Regions from separate parts of the Homo sapiens genome. Here region 1 is linked to region 2. Evidence: chromatin contacts called from ENCODE Hi-C data. All regions are on one chromosome and are shown on one strand. The core of a region is the stretch at or near the end of the contact, and the rest is flanking DNA. Distances in the headings are between cores, read along the strand shown.

Region 1 (6,814 bases), core at 2,364-4,863, 1.3 Mb after region 2:
GCCTCTTGGGTTAGATAATTCTGAGAGGCGAGTTTCCCTGAGTTCCCATGGGATGGGGCTCCTTAGCACTTACCTTCCCTCCTTCCTCTCAGGCTTGTCCAGGAGGATGGGCAGGAGGCACTGAGCTCCCTGGTGGCCTTTGTGAGCACAAGGTCAACCCCAGACCCTTCCTTAGTTCCCAAGTGACTAGAGCCCGGACCTTCTGGGTGGCTGCCTTAATTTTCCCCTTGTCCTCCTGGAAGGAGGCCCCAGGATGTTGAATTCTGGAGGAGCTAAAAGGCTCCACTTAAAACTTCTCCCTCCTCCCTGGGCTAGACCTAAAAATTCTATTAGAATCACACCTCTGTTTCAGACAGAATCTCCACAGCACCCCCAGAGGAATGGGACAGGGGATGGGAGAGGTCGCGTGAGGCTTATCAGCCACAGGAACACGTCCTTCCAGCAGGGTTAGAGGATCCCAAAGAGAGCAGAGACTCCAGGGAAAAGAAGAAGAGCACGGAGTCAGCATGGAGACAGTGCTTATCTGCAGGCGGGGAGCCAGGAGGGATTCTTTGCCCTTCTTGACTATACTTTTCAAATTCTCTAAAATGTTTCAGAAATAAGATAATCACAAAGTCTGCAAGTATCCCCCCACAAGGTATAATCACTTTACAGTGGAGAACACAGCAGACATCACCTAACCAAGTGATAAAGGTGACATCTCCAGGAACGGCTGCTCCCTGGCAGAGGCAGGGGTGGGGGGTGCACCAGGAAGAACCCAGCACCGCCCCTGGGATTCCGAACAGTCTGATCCTGAGGGAACGTCAGACAAGCCCAAGTTCAGGGACTTCCTACAAGATAACTGGTCCATATGCTCAAAAATTGTCCAAGTCATGAAAAAATGAAGAAAATCTGAGAAAGTGTTCCAGATTAGAGGAGACTAAAGAGACGCAATAACTAACCCAAGGTGTGATTCAGCAAAGGCCCATTCATGGGCCTCGGGGAAATATGATGAGGGTCTGTGGAGGATAACACAACTATATCAATGTTAATTTCCTGATTCAGTCACAAGCCTGTGGTTATTTTGAGGGGAAATATAAACCAAGGCATTTATAGGGCATCAATGTGGGTGAAGGGTGCATGTGAACTCTTTGCATAATTTTTAAACTGCTTTTAGAAGCTTCAAATTATTTCAAAATAAAAAGTTAGAAAAGAAAAATGGCCATTAACTTTATAATCAGAAAAAAAAATGTTTTAGGACAAAAATATGTCTCTGGTCATAGCCTGTGCTGTGAATCCATGGAGTAGATTCTTGCTGTCAGCAAAGTTCCCAACAGCTGGAGAAGAACAAGGAACAAAAGCCGAGCTGCCCTCCTGAGCTCCCAGGGTCCCAGACACAAAGCTGGCCTCTCAGGCTTTACTGAAAGATAAGTGCTGATAAGGCCTGCGGGTCATCTTCGTCTACGCGGGCCCCCCAGCTCGCTGAGAGGGGCCCGCCCTTCCAGAGCTCAGCCAGACATAAGCCAGAGCAGAGCGTGTTTCTTTTCAGCTGAAAGCTGCAGCTGGTGCATCCACCCTGGGTATGAGCAGACTCGCAGCAGGGTGCCCACCAGAGTGGGGACCTGCAGATGCCCCTGCCCAGAGACGCCGGGAGGCCACAGCCCAGGTCTTCCGGATGGAGACAGAACTTCAGCATTCCGTTTGGATCAGTCCAGAAGAAAAAAAAAAAAAAAAAAAAAAAACAAGCAAAATCTCACTATCACTGCTACTAAAACAAGATAAGCTACAAAAACAACTAATGCAACTACTGGCTTACACCCAAGTCTCACCAAGTTCCCCATAATAACCAAATTCCCCGTAAGAACGGCCACAAGGGTGACCACACTGACTAGTTGTCCTAGCCTGGTTGACCACACTGACTAGTTGTCCCAGCGAAGTGTTGCTGGAAACATTGTCAAGGTAAGGTTTGTGCCTGGTCCCTCTTGAGGCCAGGGCTGGAGGTGGGCCCCTCCGTGCGAGCTGGCCGACTGGCAGACCTGGTTGCATCTGGGCAAAAAAAGGCCATCATCGCCATAGATGCTGGAAGCTGCTCTCTCGCCCACTTTAACTGTGGGGGCCTCGGCCCCCCGTTTTTTAACTACTGGAAGACGTAGCCCTGAGTCCAACCTCTTCCACGCCTGGCGACGCTGCTAAGAACGCGGAGCAGGGCTGGAGGGCTCAGCGCCGGCGGGCTCAGCGCCGGTGGGGGCAGGGCGCGGGTCCGGGAGCGGGCGCGGAGGCACGGAGCCACACTGCCCCCTGGCGGCCATCCCCTGCCCCGCCGGCACCGCCTCCGTGAGGCGGAAGGTTGAATGTCACCACTGCGTTGCTGAATTCCGGCTCAAGATTATTAGTGCGGGGGCATCGGGTCCATCCAGGGGAGGAGAACGTTCCTAATGCGGAGTCACAAGCCCTACCTTTAAGGTCTGGCTCTGGAACTCTGGGCAAGTTGCTTAAATTCTCTGTTCTCAGCTGCGAAAGGAGGAAAATAATTAAAGCCTGTGTTGTAAAGACCTCACTAGGCAATGTGTGCTCTACAGGCTTTCCCTGCCCCTGACGCAAAGACACACGCACAGAAAGCAAGATCATGAGGGATAGATTTTTTTTTTTTTTTTTGACAGAGTCTCGCTCTGTCGCCAGGCTGGAGTGCAGTGGCTCGATCTTGGCTCACTGCAACCTCCACCTCCTGGGTTCAAGCGGGTCTCCTGCCTCAGCCTCCCGAGTAGCTGGGACTACAGGCGCTCACCACCACGCCTGGCTAATTTTTGTATTTTTAATAGAGATGAGGTTTCACCATGTTGGCCGGGCTGGTCTCGATTTCTTGACCTCGTGATCCTCCCGCTTCGGCCTCCCAAAGTGGTTGGATAGGCTTCAGCCACCACGCCCGACCGAGGGTTAGATTTTAACCCAAACACTGTCCCTTCTAATGTTCTCCGCTGCCGCCCAGTGCAGCTCCCAACGCTGACCCGGGTTTCTGGGGTGGAAGCAGCAGAGGCGCCCCCACCCCCACTCCCGCGCTCCACCGAGCCGGAGGGCAGCCCAGGGGCAGCAGCCCCACAGTGGGGCCTGAACAGCGTCCGCGGACCCGACCCGCGCTGCGGCCGCGCTGCCCCGCTCCTCTGGGCGCCTCCCCGAGGGCCTCGCTCGTCTGACCCGCAGTACTCTCCGCCCTGCTCCTCGTGCCTTTGGTGGGCGCGTGGCTTCCGGCCTGCGGAGGCTGTGCCTCCTCGCCAAGGAGCCGTTCACAGCCGCGCGTTCGAAAACCCAGCCGCCGGCCGCGCGTCCTGGAGAAGGGGCACGGTCAACTCGCACGCCCTAAGGGCCGGGCCACCGGGGTCACTGCCCGGCCTGCGGGGGCCGTGCCTGGGGCGTAGGAGCAGCGCTCCTCCGCAGGCGCTATGCATGCCTGCGCCCTCCTGCAGGATGGGCCACGAGCCCAACTGCCAGGCGATCGGCCGAGACCCAGAAGGGTGAGAGGGGGAAGCCGCACCCTCTTCGTGGGTGCGATGCTGTGAACGTCTTCCTTCAAGGAAAGAGCTGCTTCTGGATTTTCCTTGAACTCCAGGAGGTGCTAAGAAAGCTTCGTGACTGTGGCAGATGCGGCTCAGCGGCCCCTCCCAACCCGCCCGCGCCAGTTGGGAAAGTGACTCCCCCGCTCCCCGCCAGTTGGGAAAGTGACTCCTTCCTGTGGGCAGAAGGCAGCGGACCTGGAGGGAGCCCTCGGGCTCTGAGAGTCACGCGGGGGGCGGCCTGCTCTCCCGCGCCCCCTAGCGGAGCATCGGCTCACACGCACCTGAGAGGTCGGAAGAGGCGGGCGCTTCTCTGCCTCCCCCACCCAGGCCCCTTGCAGTTTGTATGCCCTCACCCTGGATAAAAGATTTTGGTTCAACTAGAACTATCTTTTCTAGATCTCATTCCTTTATAACTTTTTTGCTCACAGGAAAAAAACAGGATTATAAAGCCTCTGGAATACGGTCACAGTCGCCAGACTGGGCCCTAGGAGGGCTGAGTTCCTCATTCATTGTTGGTAGAAATATAAAATGGTATGACCCCCTTCCTTTGGAAAATAGTTTGGAGTTTCATAAAATTTTAAACATACACCTGTCATCTGACCCAGCCATTCTACTCCTAGGTATTTACTCAAGAAAAACAAAAACATCTGTCTATACAAAGATTTGAACCTGACTGCTCATAATTGCTTTGTTTGTAATAGCACCCGAGTGGAAGCGACCCAAATGTCCACCAACAGCTGAATGAATAAATAATTTGTAGTACAGACACTCCAAGAAATATTACTCAGGAGTAAAAAGGAATGCACTGGCCGGGCATGATGAGATTACACGCCTGTAATTTCAGCACTTTGGGAGGCCGAGGTGGGCAGATCATCTGAGCCCAGGAGCTGGAGACCAGCCTGAGCAGCATGAAGAAATCCCATCTCTACAAAAAAAAAAAAAAGAAAAGCCAGGTGTGGTGACGCAGGCCTGTAATCCCAGCTACTCGGGAGGCTGAGGCAGGAGGATCACTTGAGCCCAGGAGGTCGAGGCTGGAGTGATGCAATCTCAGCTCACCCAGCCTGGGCAACAAGAGTGAGACCCTGTCTCAGGAGAAAAAAAAAAAGGGCTGGGCGCAGTGGCTCACGCCTGTAATCCCAGCACTTTGAGAGGCTGAGGCAGGCGGATCACCTGAGGCCAGGAGTTTGAGACCAGCCTGGCCAACATGGTGAAACCCCGTCTCTACTAAAAATACAAAAATACAAAAATCAGCTGGGTGTGGTAGCCCATGCCTGTAATCCCAGCTTCTAGGAGGGGCTGAGGCAGGAGAATTGCTGGAACCTGGGAGGCAGAGGTTGCAGTTAGCTGAGACTGCGCCACTGCACTCCAGGCTGGGCCACAGAGCAAGACTCCAAACCGCCCCCCTAACACACACACACACACACACACACACACACACACACACACAAAGAAAAAGAAAAAGAAAGGAATGTTGTGCACACAACAACATGGGTGACTCTTTTTTTTTTCTTTTTTTTTTGAGACGAAGTCTCGCTCTTGTCCCCCAGGCTGGAGTGCAATGGAGCGATCTCGGCTCACTGCAAACTCCGCCTCCCAGATTCAAGCGATTCTCCTGCCTTGGTCACCCCGAGTACCTGGGATTACAGGTGCCCGCCACCATGCCCGGCTAATTTTTGTATTTTTAGTAGAGACAGGGTTTCACCATGTTGGCCAGGCTGGTCTAGAACTCCTGACCTCAGGTGATCCACCCGCCTCAGCCTCCCAAAGTGCTGGGATTACAGGCGTGAATCACCGTGCCCGGCCAACAACATGGGTGATTCTCAAAACAATTACGTTCAGTGCAAGAAGCCAGACTAAGAAGAATGCCTACTGTGTGATTCCATCCTATAAGCTTCTAGGAAATGCAAATGAATCTATAGTGTCAGAGCAAATCAGTCATCACCAGAGTTTGGGATGGGGCAGGAAGGACATATTTCGAAAGGCACAAGGATGTTGGGGAGGGTGAGGGGTGATCAATATTGTAGTCATTGTGATTGATTGTGATAGTTTCAAAACATATCAAGTTAGGCAATTTTAATATGTATTTATTGTATGTAATATGTCAGTGTCACCTCAATAAAACCATTTTTACCCAAAAAACAACAAACATCAGGTCTCTGGGCTTAGCACCCCTTGGAGAAAGAGGCTACAGGTGGTCAGGAGTAGAGCCTGCAAATCTTTATTTTTCAACTTGTCCCAGTGATTCTAGAGCATAGTCTTGTTTGAAAATCAATGGTTTAAGCAGACCAAAGCAGAGAGGTGGGCAGCCAAAAGTCCACAAACAGCACTGTCCTCCACACCCAGGCATCCTCAAAAATGTTTAGGGACAATCAATTGCTCTACACCCCAACAATCAACACCAAGCAACGGAAACACCAGGGGACACTTGCGGAAAGTCAGACCATCAAAAATCCCATCTTCCCATACCCTCAGCCACCCCAGGAAACACACCATCTAAATAAAATGGCACATCTAGCCCCTCCCGCCAGAAGACTATCCCTAAAACATTCTTAAATAGAAATTCTAAGCCATAAATTTATTTCCCCTTTTTAGGAATCAACTCATGCCTTGGTCAGTGACTAACACACCTACTACTACTCATGACACATTGGTTAGTGCCCCTAATCTTCCTCATCTCCCTAATTTTGGGACCCCAGCCGAAATGGTTTAGTCTTGCTGGAAATGTTCCCACTGGCCACTAGGGGAAGTAGTGCCTGGATTATACACATCCCCTGAGCCTCCAATCCCCAGCTCCTGAAAACTGCCACACATGCAAATTTCTCTTTTTGGGGGTAGTCAGTAAGGCATCTTCAGATTCAAGACCCACGTTGTAATGATTCTGGACTTGGTTTTAACTCAGGGTAAAATTCCAGCAGTCTTTTAACTTATCTGAGCCTCAGTTTTCTCATCTGTAAACTTAGCACAATGAGCCCTTTGGGGCTAGCCTCCCTACAGCACCGACACCCTTAGTGTAGCATCTCCCTCTCCCTTGGCTATTCCTGCATCCACAGCCAGCAGCAAATGTGGACATATGGGATTGAGAGTAGGCAAGGAAGTCCCTGGAAGACAGCAACCATTGAACTGGGTCATGAGTGTAAATGGCAAGCCTGTTCTTCCCTAGTTCTGCCAGGAGGATGGAGTGTCAGCAGAAGTCTATGGAGGTTCCTCCCAATTGACCACACTGGGAAATTCTCCCAACAATGACTCTTCAAAGCCATCCTGGTAAATTCTTCCTCTTGAGTGGT
Region 2 (7,354 bases), core at 1,084-3,583:
ATCTGTTAAGGGACTTGTATTCAGAATATATAAAGAACACTTACAACTCAACAATAAAGACAAATGACCCAATTAAAAAATGGTCAGTCTGGACCGGGCATGGTGGCTCACGCCTGTAATCCCAGCACTTTGGGAGGCTGAGGTGGGCAGATCACTTAAGGTCAGGAGTTCAAGACCAGCCTGGCCAACATGGTGAAACCCCGTCTCTACTGAAAACACAAAAATTATCCAGGTGTGGTGACATGCACCTGTAATCCCAGCTACTCAGGAGGCTGAGGCAGGAGAATTGCTTGAATCTGGGAGATGGAGGTTGCAGTGAGCTGAGATCGTGCCCCTGCACTCCAGCCTAGGCGACAGAGTGGGACTCCATCTCAAATAAAAAAAAAAAAGAAAAAAGAAAAAAAAAGGATCAATCTGGCTGGGCACAGTGGCTCATGCCTGTAATCCCAGCACTTTGGGACGCTGAGGCGGGCAGATCACTTGAGGTCAGCAATTCAAGACCAGCCTGGCCAACATGGTGAAACCCCATCTCTGCTAAACATACAAACAATTAGCAGGGTGTGGTGGCACGCACCTGTAATCCCAGCTACTCGGGAGGCTGAGGCAGGAGAATCACTTGAACCCGAGGGGCAGAGGTTGCAGTGAGCTGAGATTGTACCACTGCACTCCAGCCTGGGCAACAGAGTGAGACTCCATCTCAAAAAAAAAAAAAAAAAAAAAAAAAAAACAGGTCAATCTAAGTTGACATTTCTCCAAAGAAAATATGCAGATGGCCAATGAGCACATAAGATACTCAACATTATTGGCTATCAGGAAATACAAATCAAAACCACAGTGAGATACCACTTCATACCTACTAGGATGGCTACAATGAAAAAGACAGATAATAAAAATCAGTGAGGACTTGGAAAAATTGGAACCCTTGTTCACTGTTGGTAAAATGGTGCAGCTGCTGTGGAAAACAGCCTGGTGGTTCCTCAAAAGCTTAAGCATAGAGTGACCATATAACCCTGCAATTCCATTCCTAGCTAAATAACCAAAAGAAATGAAGAAATCATATGCAAATGTTCATAACAGTATTATTCATCATAGCCCAAAATGGAAACAACCCAAATGTCCATCAACAGATGAATGGATAATCAAAATGTGTTATATCCATACAGTGGAATATTAATCAGCCATAAAAAGGAACGGAGTACTGATACTTGCTGCAGCAAGGGTGAACCTTGAAAACATTATGCTCAGCGGAAAAAGCTGGACACAAAAGGCCACATACTGTATCATGTGATTTATGTGAACTGTCCACAATAGGCAAATCCATAGAGACAAAAAGTAGATTTTTTATTTTTATTTTTTTATTTTGAGACAGGGTCTTACTCTGTCCCCGAGGCTGGAGTGCCATGGCACGATCATGGCTCACTGCAGCCTTAACCTACCAGGCTCAAACAATCCTCCCACCTTGATCTCCCAAAGTAAGAAGTAGATTAATGGTCAGGGCCTGGGTGGAGGTGGGAAGGAGATTGGGGAGTGACTGCCAGTGTGTATTTGGTTTCTTTTTAGGGTGATTAACATGTTCTAAAGTTGATTACATTCTAAAGTTTATTGCACATCATCAACTTATGTGCAACTCATAAGGTTGCACAACCTTATGAGTACACTAAAAACCACTATATGTGAATTACATCTCAATTTTTTAAAAAAGAGAGAGATTGATGGAAATCATTTAATGTTCTCTACTGTCTCATAATACCCCTGTAGCCTGGTGGGGTTGATCAACAATCATCTGGAGGAGACATGGAAAAAGAAATTAGGGCAGGAGGCGACTGGTGACCTCCGAGGTTTGGATGAGACCCACGGGGCCATTTCCAGCGTTGGATGGATGGAAGACATCTCCATAGGGTCTGTGATATAACAACCCCGTGGAATGATAATTCACTCCCAAGAAAGCATCCCTCAAGCACAAGTGTATACACACAAGATTGTGTGTTTTATCCATGCCATGCTATACCTCCCATTGTCCTCTTAATAATAGAATCCTGGCTAGTGTTCTGTCATCAACACAGTGAATTATTTGTTTTTTTTTAACTGCTGTGAGTATTCCCAGATATGAATGTTCCGTTACTAACCATCAAACATTTGTTAACCATTGGGCGTCATCATGGTCATTTCTAGTTTTTTGCTTTCATAAACAATGCTATGGTGAATGGTCTCACACTTACTGTTAGATGCACTGCATGTGAAATAGAAGACCCAAAGAGCACACTGTTGCTGGCAAGGCTGAGAAGAGAGCTCCTCTGCTGAGGACTCGTCCTCTTGTGCATCCTGGTATGTACTGGGCTGAAAACCAGGCAAGCCCTCCACCCCTGCCGCTGCCGCCCCCATGCCTAGGGCCGTGCTGTCCTCCACTGAGGAGGGAAAAGTCCTTCTCCAGCTCCCACGGGCCATCTGCTCCTCGTTGAGTCATCAGATGAGGCGATCCTTCCCATTACCTCAGCACACAGCACTGCACATGCTGTTGGTGTTCAAAACGGGCTTCGAGCCTCCTCTTGTAAAATGAAGCCAATGTTTGTCTCATTTGCCTCTTTCCAGAAGAAGTCGTGATTTTTTTTTTAATGCAATACAGAAAAAGTTTTCCATTTTTATTCTTTCTACTTTTGCTTCCAGTAATTTTCAGGTTCTCTGTATTCCTGTGTTCTGAATGTGTATGGCACACCAGCAGCCTGAGTTATGGCTGAGTCACTATGATCACCTTAACCCTGATAGATGAACCCAGCTTATGAGGAGACCTGTCTCAGCACATTGCACAGCTCTACCCCGCCCCAAACAGAACACTGTGAAAAGTACAGTCAAGGCCTTGTACTGCCTGGATCCTATACTCAAAAAGTTAATTCTATCTCGCAATATATATTTAATACAATTCAGTTAAGCTTCCTCTAAATAATTCATTTAGTTTAGTTTTTTTGAAATGAAAACCACACTTGATGCTGATTTAGCAAGGCCAAAGCTATGTAGCAAACCTCTTGACTCTACTGAATGGATGAATAATGTTTTCCTTCACATGCTTTAGCTTAAATATATTCCGGGCTGTACAGTCTCTTAAAATTGTAGATATTAGAGTCAGAAAGGACCTTAAAAGTGATTTTGCCTAACCTTCCCTGTGCCTGACAGATGGCCACTCAGCTTCTACCTGAGCAGTTCCAGGATCCAGGTCTCATTGCACTAGCAAACAGCAGATTTCCTGTGCTCAGCTTCTACCTGAGCAGTTCCAGGATCCAGGTCTCATTGCACTAACAAACAGCAGATTTCCTGTAGGAAGAGCCTGATCCTTAGAATGGCCCTTCTCAGATTTGGCTGGAATCTGCCTCCTGTAACATCTGCGCAGTCCTCTTAGCTCTTATCTCCAGAATTGCACAGAATGCGCCTTGCTCCCACCAAAACAATCTACGTATCTGAAGGCTCTTCTTTCTTTTCCTGACCAATAGGTCACTTTTTTGGGTGAATTTAGCATATATACCGCATGCCTGGGAGAACGTTCGCTTTCTTGGGCTTGGTCCTTGGTTGTTCTCTTTGTTGACAGTGGTCTTCTCCAAATGTGACAACTGAACTGAACACAGCCTGCTTTGAGGCGCCACCCATGAAGCATGGAGTGGAACTGTTATTGCACCCCTGGATCTGGATCATCCAGAAAGGAAGGACAAGTGTTCATCCAGTGGGATTCACTCAGATATATATATATACCATGTTTCTTTTTTGTTATTCTTTTTTTTTTTTTTCGAGATAGAGTCTCGCTCTGTCGCCCAGGCTGGAGTGCAGTGGCGCGATCTCGGCTCACTGCAAGCTCCGCCTCCTGGGTTCACGCCATTCTCCTGCCTCAGCCTCCCGAGTAGCTGGGACTACAGGCGCCTGCCACCACGCCCGGCTAATTTTTTTTTTTGTATTTTTATTAGAGACGGGGTTTCACTGTGTTAGCCAGGATGGTCTCAATCACCTGACCTCGTGATCCACCCGCCTCGGCCTCCCAAAGTGCTGGGATTACAGGCGTGATCCACCGCACCCGGCCTTTTGTTATTCTTTTAAGAGATGGGTCTTTCTCTGTCGCCCAGGCTAGAATGCAGTGGCGCAATCAAAGTTCACTGCAGCCTTGAACTCCTGGGCTCAGTGATCCACCCACCTCAGCCTCCTGAGTAGCTGGGACTACAGGCGAGCACTACCACATCTCGCTTTGTTGCCCAGGCTGGTCTCGAGCTCCTGGCCTCAAGGGATCCTCTGCCTTGGCCTCCTGAAATGCTGAGATTACAGGCTTGGGCCCCTGCACCCAGCCCCATATTTCATTTTTACATTCAGTATAATACACCTTGTCATGGCAGTTCTACCATTCCAAGTCCCATGCATTTTTCCTCCTTAATAACATTCTTTGAGTGCTTTTAATATGCCAAACACTGTCCTAAGCATTCTATATACATTATCTCATTTGATCCCAAAATGGCCTTGTGAGAGAAGTGCTGGTACCATAGTACCATTTTCCTCCCCATTTGATAGAGGAGGAAGCAGGTGCATGGAGATATTAAGCAGTCAGCCTTATCTGCACAGCGAGTAAGCAGCAGCACTGGGGTGAAAGCAGAGGCGCATCTGACCCCAGAGCCCAGCTCCTAACTGCTCCTCTCCACATCACCTCCCCCAGTGGGATTCCCATTACATTTGCATTCCTCCTGTTGATCCAGCCCACCCTTGTGCTTACTATGTTGGAAGCCACAGCAGTCACCTCCTGCTACATGTTGAGTTTACAGAAAATTAAATATACTAAATATTTTTCATAGGCAAACAGTTAATTTTTTAAAAACTCTTTCTCTCTATTAGATATTTTCTTCTTATTCATTGGACCCTCAGTTCAGCCTGCGGTTGCTGTTCTTGACTGTGGATGCTGTCAGTCAACCAGGTAGACTCCCAACTATAGCTCATAGGCAAATCTGTTAAGCCAGTAAATCACCATTCCTTAGGCACAGACCTAAGGATCTCCATCCAGGTTATAGCAAATAATTAATCAACACCCTTGGGGCTCTGTTTTTTAGCCTTGTATAAAGCCGTGAAACAACTACCATATGCTCACCGTTGCATGCTCTCCACCACATCCATTCTACTAGCTGCCTTGCAGAAGTCAAGATGCCCCACTGAATTTCTGGAATTGGCCCTCAGGATCCCATTCTAACTCTTGTAGTTCATCATTTTCTCTTTTAAGTGCTCACAAACTGTTCAATAACGTCATCACAAATTTTGCCCCGCCCCCCATCTCTTATCTTTGCAAATCGGAATAGCTGTCTACCTCCTTCAGCTTCTTTCTCATTGTCTGTGTGAATTGATCCTCCCCGCAGAGATCTGTGATCACATATCACAGGTGGAAGCTTTCAGAGCTATAGCCTGTCCCTCACCTGGACTTGGAATGGGAACTCCTTTAAAGGGTGAAGGAGCCCTGTCTACCAGTACCAAGCAGCAGTTCCCACATAGCAGGGCTTATTCTACCATGAGTAGCTTGAAAATCATTCTCCTTGGCAGGAAAGTTGAATCAAAATGGGAGTTGAGTCATTCTGTTCTTTCTGCCACCTCTTGGCACCTGGTCTTCCTTATGCTCCCAACTTCACCTCCAAAGCCCTTTTTGTTGTCCTGGGCCTTCTCCACTAGCCCATCCTGAAGTTTTGCCTTCTTGGCAGTCATTTTACAGCCTCCCAGCTCTCTTTATGTAGCGTGGGTTTTTCCTTTCTCCAGCATCCCGTTCAACTATTGTCTGTGTTCTCTGAAAACCACCCTTAGCAGAAACTGCCTGTGCAGTCACATGGGTGTCTTGGCTCTCCGTTTTTCTCTGTCTCTTTTGAGAATGTGTCTAGATCATCGCTTGCTGTGTTGAATGGGACAATATAGCACTCAGACCATTGCATTGATTGGTTTCTTATTTTTTCTCCATGTGGTGTTTTGCTTCTCAGAGGAATTTCTGATACATGGGCAATCAAGACCTGAGGACATTTTGGTTTTGTGTTGATACTCATTGCTTTTCTGAGTTTCATCTTTCATTTTCCCACCCTGATTATTAAAATGTGTGGAGTTTGTTTGCATTTTCCACAGTTCTGCTAACTACAGAGTTTCTCCTTATCACCTTCTTTAGCAGCCGACCCGGGACGCTGAGACTTCTTATGGGTACCCACCACTGGGTCCTTTCACTCTCAGGAGGACAGAATAAACCTTGTTTATTTTCCCGTGGCTCCTCAGAGGGATCCTCCTTCTGTCTTAAATCATCTTAGCAATTGCCTTTTTCAACACCAGAGGAATATCTTTCTGTGTCTGCTGCAGGCTGATGGTCCCAGTGGGGAAGCCCTTCCTGCTGGGTAGCTGTTAAATCCATTTTGAAAAGCATACAGACAGTCACACCTGCCAAATACCAGCGGTGTTGATACAATACAAATTTATTAGTTAAAGGTTTATTCACAACCTTTTGGTAGCACTGCAAATGCTAGTCAGTGGCAAATGTTCATTATTCACAGTTTATAGATAGGAAAATTGTCACCGAAAACAAACAGTGGATAGAGAATTCCTGTGCTTTCATCATTCTGCCTTCATTTTTTACCCAGAGGTGTCTTCGTGGAGCGGTGTAGACCAAGGGGATGAGTGTGTAAGGAAGATGCCCAGACCTAGCTTAGTAGGACTTTATGTGGCTCTTGAAATTTGTTGTTTCTTTTATTTATTTTCTGATGATGATGAGTCAAGGAGCAAGCTTAAAGACCAGCCCTTAAAGGGTTTGCATTCAAAATCAGCAGTCTCACCAAGGGAGAGTATAGGCTACATTTGTGTGTGGTGTCATTAAAACCTTTTCATTTTGGAATAGGTTTAGACTCCCAAGAAATTACTGTAGTAGTAGAGTGAGTTCCTGTGTCCCCTCCCCCAGCTTTCCCCCATGACAGCATCTCACATGCGTAACTATGGTGCCATGTCTTCTTAATGTCTTTGCCTGTCAGAGGAAGGTTTAGTTGATGCTACTGGAGGCTCAGTCAGAACATAGTCGGAACACAGAACGCAGATAATAGCCACATTTACATTGAGCTACTGAATGCCAGGAGGAGCTCTGGCTGAGTGCTCTGGTGCCACTCAGCTCTGGGAGCTGCCCCAGTGACTCTTACTGTCACCTTTTCACAGATGAGGGAGCCGGACTGCATGGGGCTTATGTTCAAGATCACATGGCAGTGGAGAGACTTGGGTCCAAGCCCTCACCCAGTGGTCATGCTCCTTCCCCTGCAGGTCTCACCTGTGCATCTGGGGCTCAGATGGGCACTGTTGGCCAGTCTCTACACAAGGGTCAGATTTCACTTCC

The links. Hi-C counts contacts between places; a loop is a spot of excess contacts on that map. Pooled maps may share reads with other maps.
Region 1: a map of posterior vena cava shows a loop between it and region 2 (10-fold over the local background). The contact joins the enhancer-like site here to the promoter of AOPEP-AS1 in region 2. A Hi-C loop is called at or near these places in 1 of 168 maps with a recorded cell type or tissue (posterior vena cava), 1 of 37 single-sample maps with no recorded cell type and 1 of 50 pooled maps.

What each region holds. Positions count from the first base shown.
Region 1 is chr9:96,216,059-96,222,872 of GRCh38, forward strand. No RefSeq gene overlaps it. Among named protein-coding and RNA genes, the nearest start is that of HSD17B3-AS1, 27 kb to the right of the region's middle. RefSeq lists an enhancer at 1,951-2,170 and a silencer at 2,181-2,390. Within about 2 kb of position 3,614, at least 17 of the 41 ENCODE cell types and tissues checked have a DNase peak (open chromatin) inside an H3K27ac peak, as active enhancers do.
Region 2 is chr9:94,943,221-94,950,574 of GRCh38, forward strand. AOPEP-AS1 (AOPEP antisense RNA 1) reads right to left here and starts at 2,334. Exons shown (of 2, transcript NR_147614.1): 1 at 2,220-2,334. The region is part of intron 7 of AOPEP (aminopeptidase O (putative)); the gene reads left to right. RefSeq lists a silencer at 7,214-7,354.